2 separate regions of the Homo sapiens genome follow, and region 2 is linked to region 1. A link is an interaction called in ENCODE POLR2A ChIA-PET data of the cell type or tissue named here. Cell type or tissue: CD4-positive, alpha-beta T cell. All regions are shown on one strand. Region 1 overlaps ITGA5 (integrin subunit alpha 5). Region 2 overlaps PDE1B (phosphodiesterase 1B).

The links. Peaks named below come from ENCODE experiments on the same cell type or tissue, not always from the same donor. Only the 100,000 strongest peaks of a DNase experiment are listed, where the experiment ranks them.
Region 2: POLR2A ChIA-PET joins it to region 1 with 5 read pairs; 1 of 35 experiments calls an interaction of 5 or more read pairs at or near these places.

What each region holds. Positions count from the first base shown.
Region 1 is chr12:54,412,360-54,414,859 of GRCh38, reverse strand. The region is part of intron 1 of ITGA5 (integrin subunit alpha 5); the gene reads left to right. The region is part of intron 2 of GPR84-AS1 (GPR84, ZNF385A, ITGA5 and GTSF1 antisense RNA 1); the gene reads right to left. Among named protein-coding and RNA genes, the nearest start is that of ITGA5, 5.7 kb to the left of the region's middle. RefSeq lists an enhancer at 1,845-2,500. In CD4-positive, alpha-beta T cell, no CTCF peak of the experiment used is centred here; DNase peaks (open chromatin) are centred at 1,359 and 1,799; H3K4me3 peaks cover 1,962 bases; H3K27ac peaks cover 2,500 bases.
Region 2 is chr12:54,559,151-54,561,650 of GRCh38, reverse strand. The region is part of intron 2 of PDE1B (phosphodiesterase 1B); the gene reads right to left. Among named protein-coding and RNA genes, the nearest start is that of PDE1B, 11 kb to the right of the region's middle. In CD4-positive, alpha-beta T cell, no CTCF peak of the experiment used is centred here; a DNase peak (open chromatin) is centred at 1,090; H3K4me3 peaks cover 1,470 bases; H3K27ac peaks cover 883 bases.

The DNA.
Region 1 (2,500 bases):
TTGTTGTTGTTGTTGAGAAGGAGTCTCGCTCTGTCTCTGGACTGGAGTGTAGTGGCGTGATCTCGGCTCCCTGCAAGCTCCGCCTCCCAGGTTCATGCCATTCTCCTGCCTCAGCCTCCCTAGTAGGTGGGACTACAAGCGCCCGCCACCACGCCCGGATAATTTTTTTGTATTTTTAGTAGAGACGGAGTTTCACCATGTTAGCCAGGATGGTCTCGATCTCCTGACCTCGTGATCTGCCCGTCTCGGCCTCCCAAAGTGCTGGGATTACAGGCGTGAGCCACCGCACCTGGCGCTTTTCTCATTTTTTATTAACCAAAAACATCTATAGCTGCCAATCAGAGTTTCTGACCAGCATGAGATAACCAGGTTCCCACATAAGTTGATATAATTCCAGCCAAAAGCAAATACACTTGAGGTTTTAATTAGCCTAGGCCACCTTATCTGGTAAATGCATGATTTCCGTTAGGCTTTCTGAAATATTGAAAATAGCACACGGACCCTCCATTGTTACCTTCTTAGACCCCTAAAAGTGCCCAACTGCTGCAGGATTTAGGAAGCAGGAAAAAGATGTGGGAAAATAAGGACAAACTAGCTTGCATGCCATCCATGGCACCAGTCACCTCACTTGGCGTGTTGGCAGGGGAGGCACTATTTATTGGATTGACTTTAGGTTGCTGGGATGGAAGGGCCACTGCCTGTCCAGGAATAAGCCATGGGTAGTGTGCCGGGAGGAAAGGAGGCCTAGGTCTGTGTCCCTTGCCTGCATGCCAGGTATCCTGAACCATCGCACAGCCGGAATGGATATGCCCCTGGCTTGTGGGCTTTACAAGCTTTGTAAACTCTCTGTCTTGCAACCCTGCTAAACTCCAGGCTACTTCCTCAGGCCACCCCAGGAGTGTCAGGCTCAGCTCCTCTCCAAGAGCAGTGGGTGTTGGAGAAATTGGCAGCAGGAATAGGGTCCCTTGGCCTTAGCCCTGTGCTCCAGGAAACTTTGAGAGAACCTCTTCTTCACCCAGAGGAAGAGGGAGAGGGTATTGCCCAAGTCCACAGTTAGTGCCTGAACCAGAACTCTTGGCTCCTGGTCCAGTGCTCCTTTCACTGCTTCCTGTACCTCTGCTGTTCTGGTCTAGTTCAGGTTGGTGGCCCTTTCTGCTTTCTAGAGCCTGAAGGCAGCAACCAAGTTCTCTGGGGGCTGCCCCTGCTGAGAGAGGGGTCTCCTTCTCTCACATCACCCAGCCCTAGGGCGGTGCAGCCAGACCCCACAAGTGGATGTCATGCCTAAGTGAGAAGGGTGGGGCCTGGCACGGAGGTGGGGGTGTGGGAGACAAACGGAGAAGTGAGAGGTTGGAAACAGACAGGAAGCCACAGGCAGTAAACATTTCCTGTCCCCAGAGTAACGGAGACTGGCACCTCCCCTCCCCACCCCTCCTAACTTCAGGAGCTCTCCCTCTTCAGCCTACCCATCTCCTATTCCTCTGGACCCTGCCTTCTCTCCCCTCCATTCTCACCACTGGCCCTCACAGACCCCTCCTCACTCTCCTCTTCCGTCCCCTCGGACCTGTCCTCTCTGCTGCTTCCATCCCCTATACCTCCTGGGCCACTCCTCCCCGCCTCAGTATACCTGGTCTTCTTGGAAAATACCCCCAGCTCTTGTGACCTCTACCATAATCCTTCACTTTGGGCCTTCTTGCCTAGTGAGAAAGCTGAGGAAGGTATTCAAATATCAGGGAAAGGGTAGGTATTGGACGGGTTGAAAGCTGAAAGTGAACAGAAACCAATAGAGATGGAGAAATGTAAAATCTGAGATAGAGAGATAGGATTCAAAAACCAAAACCAAGAGAGCAAGCAGTCATAGGGGCAGAGGGACAGAGGGATTGAGAAGCAGTGCCAGAGGCAGACACAGAGCAGAGCAGAGGCCAAGGCTGGCAGGAGCACTGGTCCAGAGGCTGGGTCGAGTTGCCCAGGCTGCCAGATACAAGTCCTGGCAGGAGACCCTTAGGGGAAACCAAGAGAGCCAAGAGCGGTGTGGAGGTCTTGGAGGCAAGAGACCTAGGGATGAATGAGGCAGAGCTGACGGCAGGAGGACTGCCCAGGCCCTTAGCTATGACCACCCCATTACACAGGGCAAACTTCCCCTCATATCAGGGGGAACAGAAGCACTGTGTCCAGAACTGGGACCCCGGTAGAGCAGACTCTGAATTCAGTCAGCTGGGGGTGGTCTATGGGAAAGGGGTTCAAGGGCTGAAACACAGACCCAGCCAGGAAGGGGAGGCCCACACCAGGGCCGGGGTGAGGGCAGGCCCAGGCCCAGTGGAACAATCTGTTTTCACTGTCCTCCAGCTCCTCTCTCCACTCCTGCTGCCTGATTTCCAAGACTCACATTTTCCTCCTACACGCCCCAAGGCTGGGTGGCTGGGCAGCCGGATGCCTGGGTCTTGGCCCAGGGAGGGGATTTGGCTTGGGAGGAGAGTATATAGGCTAGATGAGAGACCCTGAG
Region 2 (2,500 bases), 150 kb before region 1:
CCCTGGCACCTACCTGAGAATGGGGCCCTGGAGGTGGCTCCTCTGAACAGGAACAGGGTTTGCCATGGGAATCAAAGTTTCCTGCTTCAGAGTATCAAAATCCTGACCCCAGGAGCCCCAGGGCCCCCAAGAGGGGACAACTTCCTCTTTGGCCCCTGCCTTCCTCCTCCAGGTCCCAGTAGAACTGAGCAACTGACCAGAGAGAACTTTGGGGAGGGGCCTGGCTGCAGGAAGAAGAGAGTGGGGAGGCAGAGACCCAGCCTACCGGAACTGGGTGAGAGGGGAGGCTGCGGGAAAAGTTTCACATCTGAATCAGACGGAAAACAAGAATCTGTTCTCAGAAGAAGCCCAGAAAGGACAGAAATAGCACAGGCCAGCCCCTTGCTCTGAGGAGGTGGGGCTCCTCTTTTGGGAAAAAGGGGGTTAGCAAGAGGCTTAAGAGTGCAGGGACAGGGAACCATCCTGAATCTGTCACAGAGAGGAGGTCTGTAGCGGGAGGGGAAGGGGCCCTGCAAGAACCCCCAAAAGGAGCTAAGCAGATTCAGCTCCCTTTCAGGGTCTTTTTCTGGGGCCATTCTTCAAAACGAGCTTTAACCCACCTCACAGAATGGAAGCAAGACAGGGGGATGAACTTCCCACAGAGGATAAAAAACTGTAGGGAGGGGCTTCCTGAAGCTAGGTGTCAGGGGATCCTTATCCAGAGACCGGGCTCAACAGGGAGGGAAGGGCCCTCCACCCGCAAGCAGAGAAGGAAAGTCAAGAGAACTCGCTCATAGAAACCAAGGGATTGGGCAAATTAACACCCCCAGCCCCAGTTTTCTCATTTGTAAAATGGAAATTGGGGAATAACCATGAATTAACCAGAGAGAGGTCAATCGGCTCAGAGGTAAGGAGAAGCGATGAGATGGCCCAGGAGGGGCCAAAAGAGGCACCCAGAAGGGGTCTGAGGACCAGGAACCCCTCTCCCGCCTTCAGACTTTGCTTTCGCCAAGGTTGGGGAGGGAAGAACCCAGCCTCTGCAGCTCCAAGTGGACGTGCGCACACAGTCCCAGCCCGCCTCCTGATTGGCTGGGAGATGTCGCCACCAATACATGTACGCTGGGGCCGTGATTGGCCAGCTGAGGAGTTGGGCGGGGCTAAGGAGAAGAGCTGGCGGGTGAAGCCCAACGCATTGGGGAAAAGAGTTCAGGGATCTGCAATCTCTTAGATGTAGGTCTATGGCTGCGGGTGATGTGGTAAAGAGGAAAAGGAACTAATGGGGTTGAGTATGTCAGCAGAAAGGGAAAAGAGAAGACACAGGCCAAGAGCTAGGATTTTATAACAGGAAGTTTTCCCTTTACCCCAACCCGTCAAAAGCAGGAAGAAATGAAAATACCTTGTCATTATGCCAAAGCCTTGAAGAATCAGAAATAAATGAAGTTTGGGAACCTGCTGTTTCTCAGTTCCACTGAGTACTGGGACAAGTGGAAGTGGGCTTCGATCTCAACAAGAGGAGTGGAAGTCAAATATCTTAAGGCTGTTCTCTAGTGAACACCTGGTAGCCGTGAAGCAGGGCTGCTGCAGATCTTGGGAGGGAAGAAACCCACTCTCTCTGTATCCATCTCTTTCTGTGTCCCACCACCACCCTCCCCACAATGACCACAAGCTGATGAGTGTTTTTAGAGAGAAAGGACTAGACCCAGTGTCAGAGACCCTGAATGCCACCCAGGAGATGAGGACAGGTCATTTGGCATGTTCTGTGGACATGCTTGCGTTGCAGGATGGGGCTGAGAGTGGGGGCAGATGGCAGCACACAGCCTGAAACACTAATAACCTCCAACCCAGGCCAACTTCCCTGCCTCGTCTTGTACCCTCACTCCAGACCCTGCCACTCTAGCCAAGTAAGTGCTAACCTCAACTCTCCTAATGAAAAGTAAAGATTTCTTAGACTAGAAAAGCCTCGAAGAGGATATCTTGTCCATTCCTCTCCTCTCTTACCCATTAGAACCAAAGCTGGTTGGACGAATGGCTGCTCACCACTTCAGCCCAGGTATGCATGCTGCATACTTTGCCCTAGCCTGTTATTATTATTTACTCTTCCTAATAAGGAGGGATAATGATCAACCATCATCCCTTCCTGAGGAAAAATTTCACACATAGACACTTACACACACATATACACACACCCCACACTCTACCTCTAAGGAGACTGTCACCTGGCTGGCAGGCAGGACATAAATGTGATGACCTCAACAAAGGGTCCAGTATGGATTTTCCTTTAGCCCTTAAATGTAGTTTAAAAATAGAAAGGAACCCAACTCTAATGCCTGCCCAGCCTGCAGTGAAGAATAAGGTCGAGGTAGGAAACAAAGGATGGGAGACTCTGCCTCTGGTAAGAGAAAAGGGGTGGGGGTGGGTGGGGGTAAAGGGGTGGGGGTGGGTGGGGGTAAAGGGGTGGGTGCTCGGGAAGGGATTCACTGGCTGACTTCAAATCTCCAAAATCTCAGAAATTGAAAGAACC